Regions from separate parts of the Homo sapiens genome. Here region 2 is linked to region 1. Evidence: read pairs that join two places in POLR2A ChIA-PET (ENCODE). Cell type or tissue: Caco-2. All regions are shown on one strand. Region 1 has its middle 31 kb from the start of PODXL. Region 2 has its middle 82 kb from the start of PODXL.

Region 1 (8,000 bases):
GGTGCACATGCCTGGAGTCCCAGGTACTTGGGAGGCTGAGGTGAGAGGATCACATGAGCCCAGGAGTTTGAGAAAATGTAGGAGAGGCCAGGCACGGTGGCTCACACCTGTAATCCCAGCACTTTGGGAAGTCCAGGCGGGTGGATCATTTGAGGTCAGGAGTTCAAGACCAGCATGGCCAACATGGTGAAACCCCGTCTCTACTAAAAATTCAAAAATTAGCCAGGTGTGGTGGCATGTGCCTGTAATTCCAGCTACTCGGGAGGCTGAGGCAGGAGAATTGCTTAAACCCGGAGGCAGAGGCTGCAGTGAGCCGAGATCACACCACTGAACTCCAGCCTGGGTGACAGCAAGACCCTGAAAAAAAGGAAAGAAAGAAAGAAAGAAAGGATGGATGGATGGATGGAAGGAAGGAAGGAAGGAAGGAAGGAAGGAAGGAAGATAAATGTAGGAGAATATCTTTGTGAGTTAAAACTGGAAAGGACATCTTTTTTTTTTTTTTTTTTTAGAAGGAGTTTCGCTCTTGTTGCCCAGTCTGGAGTGCAATGGCGCGATCTCTGCTCACTGCAACCTCCGCCTCCCAGGTTCAATCGATTCTCCTGCCTCACCCTCCCCAGTAGCTGGGATTACAGGCATGAGCCACCATCCCTGGCTAATTTTGTATCTTTTTTTTTTAGTAGAGACAGGGTTTCTTCATGTTGGTCAGGCTGGTTTCAAACTCCCGACCTCAGGTGATCTGCCCACCTCGGCCTCCAAGGTGCTGGGATTACAGGTGCGAGCCACCACACCCAGCAGAAAGGCTATCTTTTACAAATGTTTATAGATTTTGGGGGTATAAGTGCAGATTTCTTACATGCATATACTTCGCCGTGTAGCCTGGGCTTCTAGCATACCCATCACCTGAATAGTGCACATTGTACACAGCAGGTAAGTTCTCATCGCTCACCCTCCTCCCACCCTCCCACCTTTTGGAGTCTCCAATGTCCATTATTACACCCTGTATGTCCATATGTACCCATCGTTTAGCTCCCACTTATAAGTGAGAATACATGGTATTTGACTTTCTGTTTCTGAGTTATTTCACTTAGGACAATGGCCTCTAGTTCCATCCAGGTTGCTGCAAAAGGTATGATGGCATTCTTTTTTTTTTTTTTTTTTTTGAGATGGAGTCTCTCTCTGTTGCCCAGACTAGAGTGCAATGGCGCAATCTCGGCTCGCTGCAACCTCCACCTCCCGAGTTCAAGCAATTCTCCTGCATCAGCCTCCTGAGTAGCTGGAGCTACAGGCATGCACCACCATGCCCAGAAAAATACTAATTTTTCTATTTTTAGTACAGACAAGGTTTCACCATATTGGCCAGGATGGTCTCCATCTCTTGACCTCGTGATCCACCCGCCTCGGCCTCCCAGAGTGTTGGGATTACAGGCATGAGCCACCACGCCCAGCCTGATTTCATTCTTTCCTGTGGCTGAGTAGTATACCATTTTCTTTATCCAATCCTCTGTTGATGGACGTTTAGGCAGATTCCACATCTTTGTTATTGTGAATAGTGCTGCAATAAACATATGAGTGCAGGCATCTTTTTAATATAATAATTTATTTCCCTTTGGATAGATACCTAGCAGTGGTATCGCTGGATTGAATGGTAGTTCTATTTTGAGTTTTTTGAGAAATCTCCATACTGTTTTTCACAAAGGTTGTACTAATTTACATTCCCACCAACAGCGTGTAAGTGTTCCCTTTTCTTCACATCCTCACCAACATCTGTTGCTTTTTGACCTTTTCATAATAGCCATTCTGACTGATGTAAGATGGCATCTCATTGTGGCTTTAATTTGCATTTCCCTTATGATTAGTGAGGTTGAGCATTTTTTCATATGTTTGTTGGCCACTTACTTTTATGTCTTCTTTTGAGAAATATCTGTTCATGTCCTTTGTGCGCTTTTTCAATGGGGCTGTTTTTTTCTTGTTGAGCTGTTTGAGTTCCCTATAGATTCCGGATATTAGTCCTTTTGTCAGATGCATGGTTTGCAAATAATCTTTCCTATTCTGTATGTTGTCCATTTACTGTGTTGATTATTTCTTTTGCTATGCAGAAGCTTTTTAGTTTAATTAAGTCTCATTTGTCTATTTTTGTTTTGTTGCATTTGCCTCATAAATATTTGTTGTTATTATTGTAGTCTAGTCAGGAGGAATAAAAACCCAAACTGAGGTGGGACAGTAAGAAGAGACAGTGACAAGGAAGAAGGAACAGAACAAATGCAGTCAGTGATTGGACTTAGGGAGTGGAGAACAGGGGAGCCTGGGGAAGGCCTGGTTTCTTAGCCTGGGTGCAGGCAGGGTGGCAGGAAGGCTGGGATCAGAGGCATAGAACCATTGTGGCCATGAACCTGTGAAATACTCTTTTAAACTCTTCAGCCTAAGTGGCTGATGAACGTGGAGCAATGGAAAAATACCTGTAGCAGCGCAGAACAGAAGTGAAGCAGGTGCAGGGAGGGGCAGAGCCTCCCCAGCTGGCCCAGAGAGGGCTTCCAGAGTGAGAGGTGCTTAGTCTGGCCCAGCACAACTGGTCTGGGTCCTTGGAGAGTTCCAGCCCCGTGCGGGGGGCAGCACCCATCCACCATGCTAAGCCTAGGATGGATGCATGTGCATGCAGATGTCCAGGGAGCTCCTAGGAGGGGCTGGGGAAGGTGGCAGGGCAGAGGGTGTGGGCAGGGACACTGCCAGTAAAGGTGTCTGGGACCCATCCCTCAAGGACAGAGATGCTTTCTAGGGTGGAGAGGATGGGCAGAGCCATCCCCAGAGAGGAAGCTGTGTAAACGCAGGCCCGGACCCAGGAAAACACCCAGCCTGTGCAGAGGAGACCAGGAGTCCCCTGAGAGGGCGAGGGGGCAAGAAAGGCTGGGACTGAATTGTGAAGGCTCCCATGACAGACACTGTCAGGCCTCTGAGCCCAAGCTAAGCCATCATATCTCCTGCGACCTGCACATATACATCCAGTTGGCCTGAAGCAAGTGAAGAATCACAAAAGAAGTGAAAATGACCAGTTCCTGTCTTCACTGATGGCATTCCACCATTGTGATTTGTTCCTGCCGCACCTTAACTGAGCGATTAACCTTGTGAAATCCCTTCTCCTGGCTCAGAAGCTCGCCCACTGAGCACCTTGTGATCCCTGCCCCTGCCCGCAAGAGAAAAATCCCCTTTGACTGTAATTTTCCTCTACCCACCCAAATCCTATAAAACGGCCCCACCCCTGTCTCCCTTCGCTGACTCTCTTTTCAGACTCAGCCCACCTGCACCCAGGTGATTAAAAAGCTTTATTGCTCACACAAAGCCTGTTTGGTGGTCTCTTTACACAGACACGCATGACAGACACCACACGCTCACACCACACACACACTCCACACACACCACACACACTCCACAGACACCACACACACCACACATACCACACACACCACACCACACACCCACACTACACACACATACCACACGCCACACATACACACACTGCACCACTGCACCACACACTCACACTACACACACACGTCATGCACACACTGCAGCACAACACACACAGCACACACACCACACTCTGCACAACACATTCATGCCACCCACTCACACCATATACTCAGACCACACACACATTGCAGCACCACACACACACCACAGCACACCACACCACATACACCACACTCTGCATCACACACTCACACCACACATATACACGCTGCACCACACACTAAACATACCACAGACCGAACACACTGCACTACACACACTACATACAGACCACACGCCACACACACACTGCGCCACACACTCACACTACACACACACACCACACACACGCTGCACCACACCCTCACACCACACACTCAGACCACACACACATTGCAGCACCACACACACCACACACACATATGCCACACCACACACTTACACTACACATACACACCACACACACCACACACATGCTGCACCTCACAAACACTACACACACCACACTCTGCACCACACACTCACACCACACATATATATGCTGCACCACATACTTACACTACACACACCACACTCATCACACACACTGCACCACACACTCACACCATACACACTATACCACACACACTATGCCACACTCAGACCACACACACACACTGGACCACACATACCATACACTGGACCACAGACACACACATAATGCACCACACACATTTCACACACACAACACCCACACATTTCACACACATAGCATTTGCACATACACATACACCACCTACACACTACACATGCACATTACATCCTTAACCACCTGCACACGTGACAAACTCCACCTATACACTACCCATGCCCACAAGACCACCCTCTCATGCACATACGACCACACACACACACACACACACACACACACACATACTGCACCACGCTGGAGTTATGCCTCCAATAAATGTGAGCACTGACTTGTGAACAACCTGAATGAATAAATGGTAAAAGGCTTTCAGCCGCTGGTGCCACTTGTGGGCATTCAGACCCCAAATAAGGTTTGCATCTCCTGGATTTGGGGAGACCTCAGGGAACTCCGTCCTCACTTCAATCAGCATCACAGGACCAGGACTTCTCTCTGCCACTTGTGACCAGGCCAGGGCAGAAGCTGCCCCTCCCAGCTGGAGTTCCAGCCTCACGTGCCTGCTCCAGCCCCTCCTATCTCCCTCTGACGCACTTTGGCACCTTCCTGTCTTGAAGGACCCTGCCCCCAAAGGGCCCCCTCCTGCCTCTCCTTGGATAAGCTCAGGTTATCTGTCCATCTGCTGGCCACTGGCCTGTTTATCTTCTTAGTGCTTTCTTCCTGAAATAGCTCGGGGTTATCTAAGCTGCCAGTGTGGCCCCGCCTGCCTGACAGCCACCTCCACCCCTCCAGGGAGATTGGTCACTCAACCTGGGCAGTCCTTCTCCTTTAATCCAGACCTGAATTCCACAGTTACTAGACCAAGCTGGAGCCCTTCCTGGGGAGGCCCCGCACCTCCACCTCCATCAGGTTCCGCAACTGCCATGCATGTCCAGGACAGTACCTGATGGCTTCTGTCCTCCCTGGGGGAGGTGGTCAGGGCTCGTGAGCTGTCCAGTTACCCCTTAAAGTTGCCAAACTCAAAGCCAAGCTCATCCGAAATCCTCTACCTCTCCTACATTGCCATTCGAGCAGTCACGACAAAGACCTGGTGTCCAGTAGCTCACTAGGGTGACTACAGCTAACGTCAGTTGATTGTCCACTTTAACTTAGCAAGTTAGCCAGGCAGGTGACAGGCACCTGCAGTCCCAGCTACTCAGGAAACTGAGGTAAGAGTATTGCTTGAGCCTAGGAGGTTGAGGCTGCAGTGGGCCATAATTGCGCCACTGCACTTCAGCCTGGACAACAGAGAAAGACCCTTTCTCCAAAAAACTAAAATAGCTAGAATTTGATCATTCAAGTGTTCCTAACATGAAGGAAAAATAAATATTTAATGTGATAGATATTCCAATTACTCTGATTTGATCATCTGAATGATCAAACTATCACATATACCCTGAAAACACATATACTCATTACGAGCCACCATGCTCGGCTGATTTTTATTTTTTATTTCTTTATTTTTTTTTTTTGAGACTGAGTTTCGTTCTTGTTGCCCAGGATGGAGTGCAATGGCGCGATCTCGGCACACCACAACTTCCGCCTCCCGGTTTCAAGCAATTCTCCTGCTTCAGCCTCCCGAGTAGCTGGGATTACAAGCATGCACCACCACGCCCAGCTAACTTTGTATTTTTAGTAGAGACGGGGTTTCTCCATGTTGAGGCTGGTCTCGAACTCCTGACCTCAGGTGATCCACCCACCTCGGTCTCCCAAAGTGCTGGGATTACAGGCGTGAGCCACCGTGGCTGGCTTGATTTTTTTTGAATTTTTATTAAAGACAAGGTCGTGCTTTGTTGCCCAGGCTGGTTTCAAACTCCTGGCCTCAGGCGAGCCTCTTGCCTTGGGCTCCCAAAGTGCTGGGATTACAGGTGTGAACCACTGCATCGGCCCTAAGTATGCTTCTTTATTTATTTGAGACAGGGTCTGGCTCTGTCTCCCAAGCTGGAGTGCAACAGCATGATCTTGGCTCACCACAGCCTGGAACTCCCATGCTCAAGTGATCCTCCCACCTCAGCCTCCCTAGTAGCTAGGACTACAGGCATGCACCACCATGACTGGCTAATATTTTTGGATTTTTTGTAGAGGCAGGGTTTCACCATATTACCTAGCCTGGTCTGGAACTCCTGAGCTCAAGCAATCTGACCACATTGGCCTCCAGAAGTGCTGGGATTACAGGTGTGAGCCACAGCACACGGCCCAAGCATGCTTCTTTAAAACAACAACAAGGCTGGACGTCGTGGCTCACACCTGTAATTCCAGCACTTTGGCAATCGGAGGTGGGTGTTTCACGTGAGGTCAGGAGTTCGAGATCAACCTGGCCTACATGGTGAAACCCTGTGTCTACTAAAAATAGAAAAATTAGCCGGGCGTGGTGGCAGTCACCTGTAATCCCAGCTACTCGGGAGGCTGAGGCAGGAGAATTGCTTGATCCTGGGAGGCAGAGGTTGCAGTGAGCTGAGATCACACCACTGCACTGCACTCCAGCCTGGGCGACAGAACGAGACTGTATCTCAAAAATAAAATAAGATAAAAATAAAACAACAACACCTTTCCGAGACTCCACAGTAAAATCTCAGTCACCTTCCGGAGCCCTTGCCACCACAGCAGTGCCCCTCATCAGCACCACTGCCCAAGCCCAGGCCCTCGGTCCTTCCAGGCCACAGTCCTCAGACAGCCTCCCCATGGGCACTGGGATTCCAAGTCTCCTACACTGAGGCGTCACAGAAATAGACTTATGCTATCATTTGCTCTCGGCACTTCCCTGCTTGAGAACTTTCTATGGCTCCCTGTTTCTGGCTGCATCAAGTCTGAACACCTGTGTCTGGCTCTCAAGGCTCACTTCCACTTGTCTAACATCAAATCCCATGACTCTTAAGTCAGTAACCCCCACACAAACGTGCTCTTGGGGCCTCTATGCCTCTGCCTGAGCCGGCAATATTTCCTCTACCTTGTTAAGACTTCCTCCCACTCCAAGTCCTAGTTTTGTTAAATCCTCTTCCAGCCTTCCCATCATTCATTGGTTCAGCTTATTTTATTTTATTTATTTATTTGAGACAGAGACTCACTCTGTTGCCCGGGCTGGAGTTCAGTGGCACAATCTTGTCTCACAGCAACCTCTACCTCCCAGGTTTAAGTGATCCCCTCACCTTAGCCTCCCTAGTAGCTGGGACTACAGGCACATGCCACCATGCTCACCCAACTTTTTTATATTTATATTTTTTAGAGTTGGAATCTCACTATATTACCCAGGCTGGTCTCCAACTGCTGGGTTCAAAAGATCCTTCCACTTTCGCCTCCCAGAGTGCTGGGATTATAGATGTGAGCCACCATGGCCGGCCAATTCAGCCAATTTTAACTGAGCACTTTCTATGGACCGATGTGGCAGGTGCTGCCTCTGACCAGCCTCGACTCTTAGTTCCAACAGCATGAGTCACTCCTTCCACACACTTGGGCACAGACCCGGGAGGTCTTATAATGTGCCACATTACAGGCTTTGCGTCCCACCAACCATGTCACAAGCTCGAGGGCAACAACCTTGTCTCCTACGTCTTCTGTGTCCCCCATGGCCCTGGCTCCTCCACTTGGGAACTTCACAAACCACAGGCTCTCGATTTTTCATTTGGAAGACTAGCACAGGGTTGTCAACTTTTTATTTTATCAAACAAACACATTTTTTTCCTTTTTTTTTTTTTTTTTTTTTTGAGACAGAGTTTCACTCTTGTTGCCCAGGCTGGAGTGCAATGGTGTGATCTCGGCTCACCACAATCTCTGCCTCCTGGGCTCAAGCGATTCTCCTGCCTCAGCCTCCCAAGTAGCTGGGATTACAGGCATG
Region 2 (8,000 bases), 51 kb before region 1:
CTCCCTCTCCTGGGTTCCATCTTCTTAAATGCCACAGCATTTGGCAGCCAGACATTCATCCTCTCTGACTTCACCCATGCTCATTTCCCAGGGGAAGTGACTAGGTGGAAGAGTTCTCCTTTCAGCGTGCCTCTCCCCACTGTCCTCTCACCATCCCCACCACCATGCCCGGCCCTCACTCAGGCATGTGGCTCTGTGGCCTGGATGACCACAGTGTAACTCAAATGGCCACTAAGCTTCTGAGCCCTCCCCGACACCAACCACCAGAGGTATTTCTCCAAATCATAGATCTATCCGCACATGTGACTTCCTGATTCCAAAATCTTCCATGGTCCCCCACGGCCTCCGAGCCCTTCCTAATCCATTTTAACCACCTTTCAGAGGCTGCTCTCACACTCTGCAAAGCGCCCTTCTCCTCAGCAAGGCCACGTTAGTCGTTTCCAAAGGCACCACGCACTTTTTACTCACTTTCTTCGTGCAGTCCCTCTGCCTAAAATGAGAGTCCTTCCCTCCACTCCTACCACTAGGCAAAACCTAGACTCCATTCAGATGCAGTCTCCAGCGAGGGGGGCTTTCTCTGACCCTCTGTCCTAGGGGCTGCGTCACCCTGGCTACATCACCCAAAGTGCTGGGATTACAGGCATGAGCCACCACACCTGGCCTAATTTTTGCATTTTTAGTAGGGTTTCACCATGTTGGCCAGGATGGTCTCGATCTCTTGACCTCGTGATCCGCCTGCCTCAACCTCCCAAAGTGCCAGGATTACAGGCATGAGCCACCGCGCCCAGCCTCCACTGGTAATTTTCTATTTATAGGTCCTATTCTTTGTATCAGTCTTGAGCCGCTGGGCTACGGTCCTTTGGGTGATGGTCAGCTTCACCTGCCTGGGAGCTCCTGAATAAGGGCAGGTCCTGCCTCTGTATCCCTGGCTCCTCTCAAGGTGCTAAGCACATCAGGTGCTCAAACATTGACAGAATTAGATTCATTCATACATTCATTCATTTATTCAGTCAACAATATTTATTTAGACCCCCTCTCTATGCAAAGCATGGTTTTAGGCACTGGGGAGAGCGGAGGCAGGTGGTGGTGGTGTGCAAGGATGCTTAACCCAGAATCCACTAGAGAGCTAAGATGTGTGGCCGGGCACGGTGGCTCATGCTTGTAATCCCAGCACTTTGGGAAGCCAAGGTGGGCAGATCACCTGAGGTCGGGAGTTTGAGACCAGCCTGACCAACATGGAGAAACCCCATGTCTACTAAAAATACAAAATTAGCTGGGTGTGGTGGTGCATGTCTGTAATCCCAGCTACTTGGGAGGCTGAGACAGGAGAATCACTTGAACCCGGGAGGCGGAGGTTGCAGTGAGCCAAGATCACGCCATTGCACTCTAGCCTGGGCAACAAGAACAAAACTCCATCTCAAAAAAAAAAAAATGTGCACACTCATACCTGTGCCACCTGACATGTGACCCATGGCACATGCTTGACCCAGAATCCACTAGAGACCTAAGATGCATACACTCATACCTGGTCCATCTGACACATAAGAAGGGCTGTGTGAACGCTGCAAAAGGCAGGGGGGTCCCATGGAGGGACATATCCCAGCACAGTGACTGCCTCTTCCCCAACAGTCCAAGGGGCCTGCTTGGGACCCAGGCCTAGGAAGGGGGTTGGAAGCTATTGTTGAACACCAGGCAGCATCAAGCATTCCAGTTCAGTTCTGTTCAAAAATGCTTCAGGCACCGTGCTAGGAGCTACTCAGACATGTGAGTTCCCACTGTCCTTCACGGTCTCAGATCCCATGACCTTCAGGAAGACCTCTCCGTCTGCCCCAGGCCACAAGAACGTTCACTCCTCCAGACTCCTACCGCACTCACTCCCCTGCAGTGTGGAAAAATTGTGCTCCACCAGTTATTTTCTTTTTTGTTTTTTGAGATAGAGTCTTGCTCTGTCACCAGGCTGGAGTGCAGTGGCACAATCTAGGTTCATTGCAACCTCTGCCTCCCGGGTTCAAGCGATTCTCCTGCCTCAGCCTCCCGAGTAGCTGGGACTACAGGTGCACACCACCATGCCCAGCTTTTTTTCTTTTTTTTTTTTTTTTGAGATGGAGTTTCGCTCTTCTCGCCCAGGCTGGAGTGCAATGGCGCGATCTCAGCTTACCACAGCCTCTACCTCCCAGGTTCAAGTGATTCTCCTGCCTCAGCCTCCCAAGTAGCTGGGACTACAGGCACCTGCCACCACGCCTGGCTAATTTTGTATTTTTAGTAGAGATGGGATTTCTCCATGTTGGTCCGGCTGGTCTCGAACTTCTGACCTCAGGTGATGCAACCACCTCGGCCTCCCAAAGTGCTGGGATTAAAGGCATGAGCCACGGCGCCTGGCCTAATGTTTGTATTTTTAGTAGGGTTTCACCATGTTGGCCAGGATGGTCTCGATCTCTTGACCTCGTGATCCGCCTGCCTCAGCCTCCCAAAGTGCCAGTATTACAGGCACGAGCCACCATGCCCAGCCTCCACCAGCAATTTTCTATCTATAGGTCCTATTCTTTGTATCAGTCAGTGCCCAGCAGAAAACAAATAGCACACTCTAACTAGGATGATTGCAGGAAAGATTTTTTTTCGAGATGGAGTCTCACTCTGTCGCCCAGGCTGGAGTGCAGTGGCATGATCTCGGCTCACTGCAACCTCCACCTCTCGGGTTCAAGCAATTCTCCTGCCTCAGCCTCCCAAGTAGCTGGGACTACAGGTGCGCACCACCACACCCGGCTAATTTTTGTATTTTTAGTAGGGTTTCACCATGTGGGCCAGGATGGTCTCGATCTCTTGACCTTGTGATCCGCCTGCCTTGGCCTCCCAAAGTGCAGGGATTACCTGGCTAATTTTTGTATTTTTTAGTGGAGACAGGGTTTCACCATGTTTCCCAGGCTGGTCTTGAGCTCCCAACCTCAACTGATCTGCCCGCTTTTGCCTCCCAGAGTGTGGGATTACAGGCCTGATGAGCCACTGTGCCTGGCCTATTGTAGGAGAGTTTTAAAAAGAAAGGGGCTGTTTACACAGGGCAGATTGAAGAGGAACCAGAAGAGACAGGGCTATACCCCAGGGCTGGAACAAGGCACCTATTCCCCCTTTGAACTGAAGGAACTAGGAAAAGGTTTACCACTAGTCCTGGAGAAGAGGGAAAATAGGACACTTGGACAGAAGGCACAGCTGTCCCTTCAGGGATCCCCAGAGAGGGAGCGGGAAAAATAAATCCCCAAAGCATCTTCCTCTATCCCACTGATCTTTTGCCAGAGCTTCCTGCTGGCCAAACGGAGGGCAACGGAGGCCCCAGTGTAGTCTGCACGAAATGCAGACAGGGGTGGGGCTAGGCCCCCAGGGGCAAACAGGTGATATCTGACACATTCTCCAAACTTCAGGAAGCTCCCAGGCGCAAGAGGTGTTTGTTCTGCACCTGGCATCAGCCTCGCTCAGAATGCACCTTGAGAGTGTTCTGGCTGAATTAGTGACCATCATGTTCCTTCTCAAGGTTGCTCCTAGCCCTCCTCAGGGACAGACTCATTCAAAGCAAAGGAGATCTGCAGACGGAGACCAAAAGCCTGGAACTCTGGAGAGAGCTGGCCTGAACTGGACTTTAGGACAGGAAGGCAGTGTCTCTGCACCTCAGTGACTTGACCTGTTAAAAATAAAACCAATTAAGAATCAGAGGATTGTTACAAGGATAAAGAGATATTTTACAAAGCATGTAGAGGTGTGTCTGTCAGATAACAACACTGGATACTCAATACATGTTAATTGTCACTGTTGTTTGCTGAACTCCCACTGTCTGCAGAGCAATAGGCCCTGGCCCCAGCTCTGATAAGATCCCCCTCAGGCAGAGCTGGCTTTCCTCGGAATCCATTTCCACCATCTTCCCTTCCTCTTCCCAGCGGCTAACATGGAATCCATTTCCACCATCTTCCCTTCCTCTTCCCACCGGCTAACATCTCGGGGTACAATGTTCTGTACCTTCTGGGCCTGAGAGGTGATGGGAGGTGCAGCTGCTTCCTGCAGGTGCCGCTGCTGATACAGACCCTGACACAGATCCTGAGGCTGACGAGGGGCCTGCCCACCCAATGCCAAGACCCAGGGTTGGCCTCACAGATACATCGGGATTTGCAGTCTTTGTCCCTAATCCACCTAGTAGACGCTCTGGGTTTGGGTTTTCCACCCAAGACTGGCCAAGACCTGACTGTGGAGTCCTGGGACCACCGTGTTCCCTTTCTAGGGGAGCCAATGTTTCTCTCTCCAACACCGAGCCCATCACCTGGCTTGTAAACATCTAGAGAGGGAGGCTGGGGAATGGGACCACTGGGATTCCAGGGATCCTCACCAACACGATTCAACATAATTCCCAAGTTGTACCAGGAACGTGGGAGCCCACAAGTCCGCCTGAAGTTTCTCTAAACATCAGGGTCTCGGGTACGAGGCGGCTCCAGCCACAGCCCCCAGCCAGGGGCTGGCAAGGCGTGCAGGGCTTTGCCCTTTATCATCATGTCAGCCCAGCCAGGAAGCTCCCCCGCCCTGCTCATCAGCACCATAAACAGGGCCCAGAGCAGGAGAGGTGGGGGTGGAGGTGGGGGGATGATGGACTGCTCTCTCCGCAGCAGTCAATTAAGAAGGAAGTTTAAGTTAAAAGGGCCATTGTGTTATTCCACTTATGAGAGGAATGTGGCCTGGGGTGGTGGTACCTGCTCTCACGGCTCTGGTGCTCTCCCTGTGATGGTGATAAGGGGGCTTTGGGGGAGTGAGGCTCTGTCTCCTGGAAGTGCTCACCCTGAGCTGCCTGCAGGGCCCACAGCAGGGTATCCCAGTCAGCAGGTTCATCCAGGACCCCAAACCCCACAGCAGGTCCCCCAGGCCTCTCTGGCACATCCTCTTTTGTCCGCTCTGTGTCCTATTCTCCACCCTCTGAGATGACCAAGTCCATCTGCTCCCAGACCTACGCAGATGTGGCCATGTGAGCCAGGTAGTTTGAATAGGGGGCTACACTCCATCAGCATCAGGGCCCACGCCAGTGTAAACGCCCAGGACTGGGAAGACACTTGAGGGCACTAGAGAAATAATACTCTCACCAGCTGGCTGATACTCACAATTTCACCCTTAGACATTCATGTCTTCGACTTAAAACTCCCTATCTTCAGGAGTCCTCATGTACTCCTACCACCCCCTTCCCTTTAGGCGCTCACATGTTCATTCCAATGGCAACTTTCCAGAGACAGTGGCCTTGCTCTGGTTGTCCACCTTGGAGGACACAAGTCCTGGTACCAAGAGGGCCATGGCCTGCCAGTGAGGAGATGCTGCTGAGGACTGGCCCCTCTGAGACCAAATGGCTCAGTAGAAAGGGCAGTAGCCCAAGAGTCAGGAGTCCTAAGCTGTGTGAGCTTCAGCAGGTCATTTACTCTCTCCAGGTGGCAGTTTTCCCAACTCTAAAATGAGGGGATGGGAGCAGATGTCCTCTAGCTTCCTCCCTGCTCTAGAATGCTCGGCTGGGCATGGGCCTGACCCTCAAAGACAAAGAAAAGCCCCAGCCCAGGCATGCCCTGTGGTGGCTGAAGGCAGCTCAAGTTTAAAGTTTTCAGCAGATGCTTCCAGGCATCCCTTCTGCCTCTTTTCTCCCATCCTCAGGCTCCTCCATGGGCCCCAACTCTTGGGTCTCCATGTATCCTTCTGGACCATGCTGATGTTGCCACACACTCACACCAAGCAGGTCTTCCAGCCTTCTGAGTTTGCATAAAAGCAAGGTCCTGGACCAGGCACAGTGGCTCACACCTGTAATCCCAGCACTTTGGGAGGCCAAGGCAGGTGGAATGCTTGAGTCCAGAAGTTCCAGACCAGCCTGGGCAACATGGTGAAACCCTGTCTCTACAAAAAATACAAAAATTAGCTGGGCATGGTGGCACATGCGTGTAGTCCCAGCTACTCAGGAGGCTGAGGCAGGAGGATTGCTTGTGGCCAGAAGGTTGAGGCTGCAGTGAGCCAAGATTGCACCACTGCACTCCAGCCTGGGTGACAGAGTGAGAACCTGTCTCAAAAAATAAAAAATAAAAAGAAAGGTCCTTTGGCACGAGAGTCTGTCCTTTGACCTTAGGTTGAACACGACTTTTCCAGGATCTACCTGTAACTCCAATTCTGTAGCATCGTGGAATGGCGCCTGAGCAAGGCCCAGAGTGGAGATTCCATGCCTATCTGTGGCTCCTTTCCTCAGCTCTGCTCTTGCCTCTCTCCTGCACCCACCCTGGGCCTGCTCCCAGGCCTTCCTCGCAGCCCTTCCTCTTGCTTCTGTGTGCAGCTTGGCCCTCCTATCTCCGGACCACCTCCTGTGCTGGCGCGGGGAGCGCATTTCCCACGTACTCCTTGGCGATCGTCATCTTCCCTTCTGGTAGTTCACGATCACATTAGTGAGGACAGAGGCCAAGACCAACAATTACAGCAGCACTGGATCCCTTAGTGGAAATTGTCATGCTATTCCACACCCGTGTCACACCCTGACTTAAAGGAAAGAAAGAGGCCAACCCAAAACCTTCGTACGCTTTCTGCATGAAAAGTTTGCATGAGAGGCTGGGTTCAATAGCTCACGCCTGTAATCCCAGCACTTCGGGAGGCCGAGGCGGGCAGATCACAAGGTCAGGAGATGGGGACCATCCTGGCTAACATGGTGAAACCCCGTCTCTGCTAAAAATACAAAAAATTAGCTAGGTGTGGTGGCACGTGCCTGTAGTCCCAGCTACTCAGGAGGCCGAGGCAGGAAAATCGGTTGAACCTGGTAGGCAGAGGTTGCAGTGAGCTGAGATCGCCTCACTGCACTCCAGCCTGGAAGACAGAGTGAGACTCCGTCTCAAAAAAAAAAAAAAAAAAAAAAAGTTTGCATGAGAGTCCTTGGGTAGAAGAACATCAAGGCCCTCATGCACCCCCTTCCAGAGGTAGCTGCCAACACCTCAAACCTCAGGGCGTCCCAAGAGTCCCTCCCTGCAGATAAAACACTTAAAGCCAACATTAACCATTTCTCAGTCACATATGGCCTGTCCCAGGAGAGCTCTTTAATCTATAGTCACCTTGGTAAAGGGGAGGTCACAGAGCTCTTTTGCCTCAAAGACTTCCCTGGTCTTGGCATGTCCTAGGTTGTTGTCTTGTCCCTTCACCCCAAGTCGGGGTGAGGACCAAAGGGATGGTCATTCAGTGGAGGGAGGGGTGAGCAAGGCTGATGTCTATTTCTCTACCAAGTTGAAGCATGGCGGTGGAGGAGTCAGATGCCTGGACCAGGGACGGTTGGCAGGAGGGAAGAATGAGGATGCCCTCCCCCTCATCTGATCCTCAGGTGGTGGCCCACCATGTTTGCAGGAGTGCCGCCAACAAGAAACAGTTCCAATATTGTGTGTTTGCCAGTGGTTCATAAATCAGTATAATTTAGCTCTCCACAAGAGGCCTAAAAAATTATTTCTCCACGTCCTCTTTAACTCATACCTTCTCCCCAGGAAGGCCAACAAAAAATTTTCTCTCTTAAAGCCTGGTGATGAGAAGTGGCTTGAACTCCAACTGTAAAAACCTGAATTTAAAGCATAGATACAATACCTCTCAATTAAATATGTATACATATATATTCAATCTTTTCAAACAATAATAGCTGTGATCTCCAATGTGGCTAGCCGGTTCTCCAAATTCCAAGGCACCAGTAGAAAGCTTAGAAAGAGGTAGGTTAAGCCGAGTGTGGTGGCTCACACCTGTAATCCCAGCATTTTGGGAGGCCAAGGTGGGCGGATCACTTGAGGCCAAGAGTTCGAGACCAGCCTGGCCAACATGGTGAAACCCCGTCTCTACTAAAAATACAAAAATTAGCTGGGCATGGTGGTGCATGCCTGTAGTCCCAGATAGTCAAGAGGCTGAGGCACAAGAATCACTTGAACCCGGGAGGTGGAGGCTGTAGTGGGTAGAGGAGGCAGTGAGCCCAAGATAGTGCCACTGCACTC

The links. Peaks named below come from ENCODE experiments on the same cell type or tissue, not always from the same donor. Only the 100,000 strongest peaks of a DNase experiment are listed, where the experiment ranks them.
Region 2: POLR2A ChIA-PET joins it to region 1 with 8 read pairs; 8 of 35 experiments call an interaction of 5 or more read pairs at or near these places.

The regions. Positions count from the first base shown.
Region 1 is chr7:131,583,234-131,591,233 of GRCh38, reverse strand. No RefSeq gene overlaps it. Among named protein-coding and RNA genes, the nearest start is that of PODXL, 31 kb to the right of the region's middle. RefSeq lists an enhancer at 6,461-6,961. In Caco-2, no CTCF peak of the experiment used is centred here; a DNase peak (open chromatin) is centred at 4,833; H3K4me3 peaks cover 527 bases.
Region 2 is chr7:131,634,676-131,642,675 of GRCh38, reverse strand. No RefSeq gene overlaps it. Among named protein-coding and RNA genes, the nearest start is that of PODXL, 82 kb to the right of the region's middle. RefSeq lists an enhancer at 3,787-4,383. In Caco-2, no CTCF peak of the experiment used is centred here; DNase peaks (open chromatin) are centred at 3,385, 3,845 and 4,665.